Regions from separate parts of the Homo sapiens genome. Here all the other regions are linked to region 2. A link is a contact called in ENCODE Hi-C or POLR2A ChIA-PET data. All regions are on one chromosome and are shown on one strand. The core of a region is the stretch at or near the end of the contact, and the rest is flanking DNA. Distances in the headings are between cores, read along the strand shown.

The links. A loop is a pair of places that touch in the nucleus more often than their neighbours do. ChIA-PET counts read pairs that join two places held with the same protein, here RNA polymerase II (POLR2A). Pooled maps may share reads with other maps.
Region 1: a map with no recorded cell type shows a loop between it and region 2 (6-fold over the local background). The contact joins the enhancer-like site here to the promoter of WDR36 in region 2. A Hi-C loop is called at or near these places in 2 of 37 single-sample maps with no recorded cell type and 7 of 50 pooled maps.
Region 3: a pooled map shows a loop between it and region 2 (4-fold over the local background). The contact joins the enhancer-like site here to the promoter of WDR36 in region 2. A Hi-C loop is called at or near these places in 7 of 50 pooled maps. POLR2A ChIA-PET finds 5 or more read pairs at or near these places in 3 of 52 experiments (activated CD4-positive, alpha-beta memory T cell, activated T-cell and naive thymus-derived CD4-positive, alpha-beta T cell).

What each region holds. Positions count from the first base shown.
Region 1 is chr5:111,252,595-111,256,709 of GRCh38, reverse strand. All of the region lies in intron 1 of CAMK4 (calcium/calmodulin dependent protein kinase IV), which reads right to left. Among named protein-coding and RNA genes, the nearest start is that of CAMK4, 30 kb to the right of the region's middle. RefSeq lists enhancers at 1,522-1,571, 1,732-2,001, 2,222-2,311, 3,120-3,209, 3,350-3,399 and 1 more. Within about 2 kb of position 1,854, at least 3 of the 41 ENCODE cell types and tissues checked have a DNase peak (open chromatin) inside an H3K27ac peak, as active enhancers do.
Region 2 is chr5:111,089,473-111,093,792 of GRCh38, reverse strand. WDR36 (WD repeat domain 36) reads right to left here and starts at 1,445. Exons shown (of 23, transcript NM_139281.3): 1 at 1,175-1,445. The coding sequence starts at 1,336. RefSeq lists an enhancer at 1,156-1,595.
Region 3 is chr5:111,336,528-111,340,720 of GRCh38, reverse strand. All of the region lies in intron 1 of CAMK4 (calcium/calmodulin dependent protein kinase IV), which reads right to left. Among named protein-coding and RNA genes, the nearest start is that of CAMK4, 110 kb to the right of the region's middle. Within about 2 kb of position 2,745, at least 2 of the 41 ENCODE cell types and tissues checked have a DNase peak (open chromatin) inside an H3K27ac peak, as active enhancers do.

The sequences.
Region 1 (4,115 bases), core at 605-3,104, 160 kb before region 2:
ATTATTCTGGTACTTATGTGTGAATACTATATGTCTTTTCTAGCTCTGAGAGTCAATTACTGCATTTATTACCGATATTGATTGGTAAGAAAAGGCTCATTTTTATTAGGGCTCTCTAAAACTATTGGCCCATTTCAAATAAAATATTTTGAAATAATTCTAGATTCACAAGAAGTCTCAAAACTAGTATAAAGAAGTCCTACATGCCCTTCACTCAGTTCCCCCAAAGGTTATATTTTACATAATCATAGTAATATTAAAACCAGGAAACTGACATTTGTGCAATGTGTGTGTGTAACTCTATGCCATTTTCTCACATGTTGATTAATCTGACCACCAACACAACCAAGATACAAAACTATTACATCCCCACAATAGTATCACTCATGTTCCTCTTTGTGATCACACCCAATTCCACCCCACCATAGCACCACCATACCTAATCCCTGGCAACGACTAATTTGTTCTCTACCTCTATAATTTGGTCATTTTGAAAGTGTTATATAAGCAGAATCACACCTTTTGAGATTGGCTTTTTTCACTAACATATGGCCCTTGAGTCCATCCAAGTTATTTCATGTACCAATCATTTTTTGCTTTTTATTACTGAGTAGCAGCCATGGTATGGATGTAAGACAGGATCATTTTTGTGAGATATCCAGTTGAATTCTGTGATCGATTAGTCTATATCAAAATACATACAGCTATATATATGTGTGTGTGTATGCATTCTAAATATAAGGAAACTGACCTTGGGGAAATGTTTTTAATCTTTACATCATTAGCCTTAAAAACAGTTAATTTCCAATAACACTATTGATTCAACCCATTACTCACATATCCAAAAATACACTGGGAGAAGTTGGCATTTTAAGCGGTATAAAACAGTGGTGAGCAGGAAATGGGCATTTAATTAGAACATCATCAGAGACTCCAAATAGCCATAAAATGATGATACAATGAATCCATAAATGCAAAGCTTCTGAGACTACAAAGACAAATAATGGAGGCTTTGCAAGAATGGTCTGGGGCTTCGGGTATGCAAACACACAATTCAGCTGCTGTTTCCATTCCCGAGACAGGCTCAGCTAAGGTTGTGACAAAATCATGACTCTAAAAGTCAGCAATAAAGATCTTAGGGAACTTTAGATCATGGCTTTTTTAAAGCTTCACTGAATTTACACAAACTCTGACCTAGCTGAAGTTGTCAGCAAAGATAAACAGTTCGGTAAACTCTACAAAGAAATGTACAGAAAAATCAGAAAATCAGCCTACTACACACAAAAATAAACTTGCTGGGCATGAATCCAAGAAAACCCACTCAGATTATCATAAAGATCACTGAAAACACTTTCTGTTTGTAAGGAGAAATATAATTGCTTGATACTTGGGAAGAGTTTTTCCATTCATAGCTCACCAAAGTGAGCAGATCCAATGGAAGTGATGATGGCACAGGATGGGCAGACCAAAGTTATTTATAAGGCTCAGGAACCAGGGCTTCATGGCCATCAACAGTAGTTCAGACAACATGCAACTACAAAATTAGACCTTCAAACAATGTCCATCAGAAATGTACTTCAATTACACCAGGGAATTTTGATACACAGCCCAGTTTAAACACCACATAAAACCATTCTTTTTTTTTTTTAAGTACTAAGTAAAAGTTGGACAAAGTATAGCTTTAGGAGTACTGGGATTTTGTTGGGTTCTTTTTTCATCAATGAGCTCACTGTGATGCTACTGCCATGAGGTGCTTCACATTTCCCCCCAGCATCTGATGTGGGCCTCATCACAGTATTTGCACAGACTACAGAAACAGCTCCTCCAAACCACAAAAGTCCCCAGGGAAATCCCGAGAACCTGACTGCAGTACCCTTTTTACCCAATGATCCACACATACTTGGCTAGTTTCATTTTTATCACCATCACTCACAGAAAGGCAGGTGCCTAATGATGTAGAGCGGTGTGCATGATGCATTGATGGGGGATTAGCAGAAACAACTCCTTCGCCTGGGGGAGCTGGCAATCAGGTGGAAATGTACATACTCAGGAGTAGATGGGATGTGCAGGAAGATTTCTGTGAATGCTGAGAGAAACTGACCCCTTGGTTCTTCAGTTTCCTTCTCAATATGTTAATTTCTTCACATTCTGCATGAACATCATCTCTGACACACTTTAAAACTTGTATTTTGATATTAATATTAGTTTCTGGCATTACAGAGTGTGAAGGCATTAAATGAGGTTAGCAGGTCTGTTCCCTGTGTTTTACAAGGGTGTCAACCCTCTCCACCTCCAGGAAGGGATTCTGTGCAGACATCTGGGATCATCTCACAGCGCACACTGCCATGGCCACGTGGCAGCAATCTCTGCCAGCCTCCCAGAGGGTCTTGTCCACAGTGACTTCCCTTTGGGTGTCAGTGCCCCCTACCCTAAATTCATTTCCTGTCAGTTTCTGTCTTTGTAACAAACTTATAGACATTAATGAAGCAGGAGCAGAGCTGGTTATACCCTAGAAGGCAGAACAAAGGCCCTTGCCCTCAAGTTCCAAAACAGACCTTTTAAGAGTAAAATTTGAGTCACTTCCACATCCATGTGCGGGAATAATCAAGACAATGATAATTTATTCTGAGCTTCTATTTTTCATAAACCAGATTCAATATTCAGATCTTAAACTATGGTAGTTTTACCAGAGTTTTATTTCTGCACACAAAAAGATTTCTGAAATGCTTTTTCCAGGTGAAAAGAAAATGCTTATATATAACATTACAGATAATTTATAATTTAAATAATTGAAATTTATTTGGGAATGGTTTAAATAGTGAGTTGACTTGTCATTATGTAACCAAATGAAGCTGATAATGACAGTCTTATCTCAGATGAAGAAATATCCATGTGCATATATGAATATCAAATTAGAAAATTAAAATGGAAATTTTTGTCTCACTTACTATTGAAAAATGAAAGAAAAGCCTGTATATAATATACTCAATAACCTCTCAGTAGCTAATCTTTTCTGTTTTTCACAAAATGGAATAAAGTCAACATCATAAAATTGTAGCTAAGCATTTTAGCAAATGCACCATGTACATTTGTTCATTTCTGTTCTCTTCAAAAAATTGTCTTTCATTTTTCTCAACATGGAAGCTGTCAGCTATTTTGATATGGCATGGTGCTTCTCTTTCTGCTTCTTTTTAAATGAAAAGTAAGAAACAGAACATAAAACAGTATTGGAGTTCCCCAGGTGACATGACTGAGAAAACCAAATGCTGACCATCTGTTGCAGCAGAACAGCCCAACCCTGTCCGGAACTGGAAATGTCTCTCCTCCCAGGTTCCGGGGCAAGCAGGGCAGCCGGCACCTGCTGCTGGCTTGAGAGGTCTGCCTAGAAAAGCACCATCAGCACACAGCTCTGAGTCTTCTCCATGGGCAGCTGCCAGAACCCGAAGGTCCTTTTAGAGGAAGATGAAAGGCAAAAATGATGGGACAGGAAAGGTGCACTAAATTACCATCCATGCAGACATTTGTCAAATTAACCCACCTCCACATCAAAAACTAAGCCATTACCAATGAGAACATAAATGTGTGTATGTACATGTGTCTGTGTTGCTCCAGTTATTTAATCAGCGGAAGCCAAGTAACCTACAAGAAACAAGTTCTCTGTAGATAAGAAAGCAAGTTTGACAAAAATAAGAAAGCAAAGACAAATGCAAACATGACTGACAGCCTGAGCCCTCTATCTCTTTCTGCATTGTCCATGCACAGCTGTCATCAATAGAAGTAGCATCACTTGCTATTGCTAAGTATTTGTCAGATTGGTGAAAATCTGTAGACTACTAGAATTATTTTTCTAGTCTATACAATGCTGTTTTCACCCCTACCAAAAACTGTCATTAATTACAGACACATTCCTTATCTAGCCCTTATTTTGAAAATCTGTAGGATCACGGATAAAATAATTTCTCCAGGAAAAATGTAGTGAGTCACAAATAATAGAGTCAAAGTTTTTCTTACAAGTTCTTTTGGTTAACATTACATTATGATTAACTTGTTTTGTAGTATTATTATTACTATGTTAGTTACCAGCTTACTGCTAAGAATATCATTGTAGAGTTCTT
Region 2 (4,320 bases), core at 196-2,695:
TCTTTGGAAGTAGAATATAGGGAAAAACACCTGTGTCTGTGTGTAATGCAGTGTCAGGAAAGACACTGTACCAAAGACAAGATTTCAAGAGTTATTTCAGTAATAAACTCAGAAAAATTACATTTCAAGGAAGAAAACATTAACCAGCAAAAGCAAAAGTTAGCAAGCAAGGAACAAGTGCAGAGAATGGTAACACTAAATACTTTCACATGATTAATATGGTTCTAACCCACCCTGTCTCCATTACCAGCTCAGACTCTGAGAAACCCAATTGCTCTTCACCTCAGCTCTGCCCTCACTTTCCTTTTCCACTAACTCAACTAGTTCCTACCTCCCAGCTCTTTTTGCTAATAAGCCATTTGATATTCACAATCCTCCAAGAGAGACAACTCTACCTGTTTTCCAGAAAAGAAAGTACTTAATTAACACTGACTATTATCATCCTCCTCATCAAGGTTTCTGTTCTCACAGAGGTTACATTCTTTCGGAGAAGACAAAAGAAACAAGTAAACAAGAGACACTATTACAATGATCGATGAACTGTTATAGGAGAAAAAATCATCACTAACAAGTGATTTATCTGAAATTTACTTTAATAGATTATATAAAGGTGCTACGGTATAATGACACCTATGTTGCAAAGAAACGGCTGCAAGGCTTAGAGTGACAGTGCCAGACACTTTGCGTTAGTTGAAAATAACTGATTGCTATTAGATATTTTCCCTAACGGTAATTAATCTCACCATCTCCGGTTCTCCCAATGTATTCTACCTAGAGTGAATTTCTAACTCAGCTCGTGTCACCAATAACGTAATAGCGTGCATGTTTTTCTCTCTCATTAAGAATGCAAGAGGTAGAGGTTTGTCTTAATTATGTTTCCACCTTCAAGGGAAGGTCAATAAATATTCACTGAACAAATATTACTGCCATACAACTGAGATGTTCTCTAGCAGTTTCCCCTTGGCCAGGCTGCCTCTGAAACACGCCCCAGGAGGACTGCAAGTGCCAAATCAGCACGTGGACGTGACCGGATGGCGAAATATTAATAGGACAGGGAGGGGTTAAAGAAGGGAAGCCCGTGGTAAATGGGAAGGGAGAACCGGACTGCTCCAGGACAGAGTTAGAGGCCAAGGAGGGTGGTTTTCCTGGGAAGCTAACAAAAGAAGTCACTCACGTCATAGGTGTGGAAACTCTTGCCCACGCAGGTTGTTACATAGAACCGGCGCTTGAGCGCGCTGAACCGCACCACGTGTGGAATGTCGTTGCTGAAAAGTCCCAAGGCCCGGAACCCCGCAAAAAGCGCGCTGGCCGTGCGCCTTTCTGAGGCCCGTTCCATTGCCGCCGCGATCCCAGCTCCTCTCAGCTCTGGTCCTGAAGGAAAACACGTACCCAGTCCCTTCAGCGTGTCTAGTGGAACAGTCCTCTGCCAGAGCTGCAGACACAACACCGCTTCCGGCGCCCGCTGCGAATCGCGTTTCCGGAGACTGCCCTCAGTGCAACACATAAAGTTCTCCCTCCAGAGCTCACATGGGAGGCGTGACTTGGGTTCCGAGGGCCAAGGTCTCCAGCACGTTGCCTAGCATTGTTCTCCAGCTCTTTTGCGGTGGAAGGAAGCTCGTTAGGTTCCGACAGAACCGCAAGGGCGGGAAACAAAGAGGGAAGCGCGACGCCCAGGAGAATGGAGGGGAGGTCGACGCCTTGGAGATGGAAACGATTTAAACATGTGATTATTTAAAAATGTACAAAAACATGAGACTGGAAAAATTTAAACACTGGATATCTGATGATATTAAGGAATTATGTTTCATTTTTACATATGATAGTAGCATTATGATTACGTTTTTAAAGATCCTCATCTTTTGGATACATATTGACATATTTACAGATGAAAACTATAATGGGACATTTCAAAACTGACAGAGGGATTCACTCACAGACCCTCTGGGGAGTAGAACTAATTACTTGTGGGGAGGGAACTGCTCACTTGGGCAACTTGGATAAGTGTAGATTCCTCCCAGAAAAGGAAGATAAATATTAAATGTTATTGGGATTCCTGGATTAAGTCAGTATTCCTTGAGGTCGGCTGTCAAAAGCAGACAGTAGAGGTTCTAAAGAGGAGCTTATCATAATGCAAACGGGAGTCCGGGCAGTTCATTAGAGCTGAGTGCCTTAGGATGCTGAAGGAGACTGATTCCAGTGAAGTGGGTGTCAAGACGCCTCACTCCTCAGGAGCCAGCTGCCTTACCAAGATGTAGGTTTGGGGAACAATCTCTGAGCATGTGAACATTAACTAAAACAGTGGTGAGCTTAGAGCCCAGGACCAAAGTTCAACATATGGAATAACCTCTTCTCTTACTGTTTTATTTCCATTTCATTTCGTTTATGAAAACGTTTTGGCAGCCTATTAAGGTTTGGGTCGAGTGACTAACGTAACTATACTAGTACTTGAGAGGGATAAAAAGGGTATATTTACTAATGTAAATGTACTTGAAAGAGATAAAGAGGGTCTGTCTCTACACAGATCAGTGTACTCTCTCGGGTTCCTTCCAGTTCTAAAATGTAATTATTATGAAACAAAAGTCACTTGTTAGCTAATTTGAATACCTGACTCATACATTCTTGAACAAAAAAAATCTTGATTTATTTTATAGTTCTTGGCACAAAGCCTCAAACACTTTGGATGTTAAGATCATTAAGGGGCAGATGCTAACAGAATGAGAGCTTGTTATTTAGTCCTTGACATGTTGTACTTACTTGTATTTTCATTTGTACCCCGGATTTCTCAATAGCAGTGCACATTTTCAGCCATGTTTTTGGTATGACTTAAAAGTGAACAAGTTGCTAATTATTTGTAAATGTTCTTTAAATTAAAAAAGAGGGGAGAGGGGAGGAGCCAAGATGGCCGAATAGGAACAGCTCCGGTCTACAGCTCCCAGCGTGAGCGACGCAGAAGACGGGTGATTTCTGCATTTCCATCTGAGGTACCGGGTTCATCTCAGTAGGGAGTGCCAGACAGTAGGCGCAGGTTAGTGGGTGCGCGCACCGTGCGCGAGCCGAAGCAGGGCGAGGCATTGCCTCACTTGGGAAGCACAAGGGGTCAGGGAGTTCCCTTTCCTAATCAAAGAAAGGGGTGATGGACGGCATCTGGAAAATTGGGTCACTCCCACCCCAATACTGCGCTTTTCCGACGGGCTTAAAAAACGGCACACCACGAGATTATATCCCGCACCTGGCTCGGAGGGTCCTACGCCCACGGAGTCTTGCTGATTGCTAGCACAGCAGTCTGAGATCAAACTGCAAGGCGGCAGCAAGGCTGGGGGAGGGGCGCCCACCATTGCCCAGGCTTGCTTAGGTAAACAAAGCAGCTGGAAGCTGGAACTGGGTGGAGTCCACCACAGCTCAAGGAGGCCTGCCTGCCTCTGTAGGCTCCACCTATGGCAGCAGGGCACAGACAAACAAAAAGACAGCAGTAACCTCTGCAGACTTAAATGTCCCTGTCTGACAGTTTTGAAGAGAGCAGTGGTTCTCCTAGTACGCAGCTGGAGATCTGAGAACGGGCAGACTGCCTCCTCAAGTGGGTCCCTGACCCCTGACCCCTGAGCAGCCTAACTGGGAGGCACCCCCAGCAGGGCACACTGACACCTCACACTGCAGGGTACTCCAACAGACCTGCAGCTGAGGGTCCTGTCTGTTAGAAGGAAAACTAACAAACAGAAAGGACATCCACACCAAAAACCCATCTGTACATCACCATCATCAAAGACCAAAAGTAGATAAAACCACAAAGATGGGGAAAAAACAGAACAGAAAAACTGGAAACTCTAAAAAGCAGAGTGCCTCTCTTCCTCCAAAGGAACGCAGCTTCTCACCAGCAACTGAACAAAGCTGGACGGAGAATGACTTTGATGAGCTGAGAGAAGAAGGCTTCAGACGATCAAATTACTATGAGCTACGGGAGGACATTCAAACCAAAGGCAAAGAAGTTGAAAACTTTGAAAAAAATTTAGAAGAATGTATAACTAGAATAACCAATACAGAGAAGTGCTTAAAGGAGCTGATGGAGCTGAAAACCAAGGCTTGAGAACTACGTGAAGAATGCAGAAGCCTCAGGAGCCGATGCCATCAACAGGAAGAAAGGGTATCAGCAATGGAAGATGAAATGAATGAAATGAAGTGAGAAGGGAAGTTTAGAGAAAAAAGAATAAAAAGAAACGAGCAAAGCCTCCAAGAAATATGGGACTATCTGAAAAGACCAAATCTACGTCTGATTGGTGTACCTGAAAGTGATGGGGAGAATGGAACCAAGTTGGAAAACACTGT
Region 3 (4,193 bases), core at 1,496-3,995, 250 kb before region 2:
ATTTTATGAGGCCACCATTACCCTGATATCAAAGCCAGACAAGACCACTATAAGAAAAGAAAATATCCCTGATGAACACAGATACAAAAATCCTCAACAAAATACTAGCAAACTGAATTCAGCAGCACATTGAAAGGCTCATTCATCATGGTCAAGTGTTATTTACCCTTGGGATGAAAAAGTAAACATATTCAAATCAGTAATTGTGACATACCACACTAACAAAATGAAAGACAAATCACATGATCATCTCAATAGATGCAGAAAAAGCATTTGACAAAATTTAACATCTATTCATGACAAAAACTCTCAACAAATTACGTATAGAAAGAATGTACCTCAACACAATAAAGGCCATATATGACAATTCCACAGCTAATATACTCAATGGTAAAAAGTTGAAAGCTGTTCCTCTAAAATCAGGAACAAGACATAGATTCTCAATCTCACCACTTCTATTCAATACAGTAGTAGAAACCCTAGCCAGAACAATTAGGCAAGGCAAAGAAATAAAAGGAATCTGAATCAAAAAGGAGTAAGTTAAACTGTCGCTATTTTCAGGTGATATGATTATATACACAAAAACCCTTGAAGACTTCACCAAAATACAGTTAGAAATAATAAATGAATTCAGTAAAGTTGCAGGATACAAAATCAACATTAAAAAATCAGTTGGGTTTCTCTATACTGATAACAAGCTGTCCAAAAAAGAAATGAAGAAAATAATTCAATTTACAATAGATAAAGATATAAAATACTTAGAAATAAATGTAAACAAAGAAGTGAAAGATCTGTATACTGAAAACTATAAACATGCATAAAAGAAATTGAAGAAACCACAAAAAAATGAAAAGATATCCTGTGTTCATGGATTGAAAGAATTAATATTGTTAAAATGTCCATATTACCCAAAGCAATCTACAGATTCAATATAATCCCTATCAAAATTCCAATAACATTGTTCACACAAGTAAAAAAAAATTCCGAAATTCCTGTGGAATCACAAAAGACCCCAAATAGTCAAAGTAATCTTGAGCAAAAAGAACAAAGCTAGAAACATCACACTACCTGATTTCAAAATCTACTACAAAGCTATAGTAGTCAAAATGGCATGATACTGGCATAAAAATAAACACATAGAGCAATGGAACAAATAGAGATCCCTGAAATAAATCCACACATTTATGGCCAACTGGTTTTTGACAAAGATGCCAAGAACACATAATGGGGAAGGAATATTTTCATTAATAAATGGTGCTGGGAAAACTGGACATCCAAAAGCAAAAGAATGAAATAAGACCCTTATCTCACACCATTTACAAAGATCAACTCAAAATGAATTAAATACAAATGTAATACCTGAAGCTGTAAAACTACTAAGTGAAAACATAGGAAGAAAGCTCTATAACACCGGTCTGGGAAATAATTTTTTGGATATGACCTCAAAGGTACAGCTAACAAAAGCAAAAATAGATAACTGAAATTATATCAAACTAGAAAGCTTCTGCACAGCCAAGGAGACAATCAGCAGAATAAAACAGACAACCTACAGAATGGGAGAAAATATGTTTAAACCATACATCTGATAAGGGGTTAATATGCAAAATATATAAGGAACTCAAACACATCAATAGTAAAAAACTAAGTAACTCAATTAAAACATGGGCAAAGCATATGGCTTAAAGCAATCTATAGAGTCAACACTATTCCTATCAAACTACTAACATCATTTTTCACAGAATTACAAGAAACTATTCTAAAATTCATATGCATTCAAAAAAGAGCCTGAATAGCCAAAGCAAAAAAGAATAAAGCCGGAGGCATCACATTACTGGACTTCAAAATACGCTACAAGGATACAGTAACCAAAACAGCATAGTACTGGTATTAAAAATGGACACAATATACCAATGGAACAGAATATAGAACCCAGAAATAAAGCCACACACCTACAGCCATCGGATCTTCAACAATTCGACAAAAGCAAGCAATGGGAAAAGTTCTCCCTATTCAATAAATGGTGCTAGGATAGCTGGCTAGCTATATGGAGAAGAAACTGGACCCTCCCTTTCACCATATACAAAAGTTAACTCAAAATGCATTAAAGATTTAGATGTAAGACCTCAAGCTTTAAGAATCCTAGAAGAAAATCAAGGAACCACCTTTCTGGACATTGGCCTTGGCAAAGAATTTTTGCCTACGTCCTCAAAAGAAGTTGCAACAAAAACAAAAATTGACAAATGGGACCTAATTAAACTAAAGAATTTCTGCACAGCAAAATAAAGTAAAGTATCAACAGAGTTAACAGACAACCTACAACCACCAGAGGATTGGAGTGGAGACACTAGGGAGATATGATGTTACTCAAAGGATACAAATGTTTAATTAGCCAGGAGGAACAAATGCAAGAGCTCTTAATAATATAGTTAATAATAATGTATTGTATACTTGAAAATTACTGAGTAGTTCTTAAGTTCTAAGTAAATTTTAATTTACACCATTAAAAATGAGGTAATTCATATGTTATTTAGCTTGATTTAGTCATTCCACAGTGTATACATATTTTAGAACATCATATTTACACTATAAAAATATATAATTATTTCCAATGAAAAATGATTTGACCATATACTTCACCAGAGAAAATGTATGGCTGGCAAACAAGAACATGCAAAGATCCACAGCATCATTAGTCATTTGGGAAATGGAAACTAAAATCACATGAAGATGCAACTACACATTGTGAAAGCTGATTACACAGATTGGATTATCCTTTTCATACCCAACTAAAACAGTCTAGAGGCAGCAGGGCAAGACATTAGGGACACATAACATTGCTCCAAAAACATAGTTCTTTACAAGTCCGGCTGCTGAAACTTGCCTGTTGTAACTAGAGACCAGTTTTCTTTGTAACTGCTGCAACTTTAGTACTAATTTGGCCCACTGCTGTCACTCACCGATCAGAGCTTATCAGTTCCTCAGAACCTTACTAGTGCCAATGACCTTTCTCAAAAAGCAATATATAACATTTCTACTTTTTATACAACCTCCAACCTCTTTGTTCTTTTGACATACTGAAGACCACCTAGTCTGAAAGTACACCCCAAATTGCAATTATTTCTTCTCAAATAAAACATTAAATTTAGAGATGTGTCTTTATATTTTTATTGTGACTTCAACAACACTATTTGAATGACCTAAAAAAAAAAAAAAAGGCTGGCAAGGATGCAAAGCAACTGAAACTCTCACACATCACTGGTAAGAATACAAAATGGTATAGCCACTTTTGAAAACAGCTTGACGATGTTTTATAAAGTTAAACATATCATATGACCTATGTATGTCACTTCTAGGTATTTACTCAAGTAAGATCAAAACAATGTTCACTCACAAACTTGAACCTGAATTGTCACAGCAGGTTTATGAGTAATCACCAAAAGCTAGAAACAGTTTCACTATCCCTCAACTGTGAAGTGGATTAACAATTTGTGATACATCCATATGGTGAAATTCTACCTAGAAATAAAAAAGGAATTAATGAGGGTACACAAAACAACTTGGTTGAATCTCATTTATAATACTCTCACAGGTTGGAGAGGGATTGACTACAAAGTAGTATAGGGGAATTTTTTTCACATGATAGAACTATTTTATATCTTGACTGTTATGGTGTTTACACAACTATATACAATTGTAAAAACAAGTAAAACTGCAATAAAATAGGTGAAATTTACTGTCCAGAAATTATAGTTCAATGAAAATACAGTAAAAAAAAATTTCCAAAAGAACTATATTGTTTAAAAATATTAAAAACCACATTACCAAAATGTGGCTTATAGCATTCAACCCATTCTATGTTCATTTAACAGTAAGTGGTGAAATTTTAAAAAAAAGAAAAAATATAAGAGAAAGATTTTCAAACAGAAGAAAACTAAAAATCTAATTTTCATTCTTATGGAAAATAAAATTGAAAAATTAATGTTACTCAAAAATTCACATAAAAAATATTAAATGGCATCCATTTCTTAATTTCCTCATCACATTCAATTAACCTATCAATAAATTCCATATATAAATCATTGTCTTAGCAAAGCTTTTTAAGAAACAATTAATAAATACGTTTTTGGCTGATCAACTTCAGGACACAAGTATACTAGAAATAAATTTTTAAAGGCAAGAAAGAGTAAGCTAAA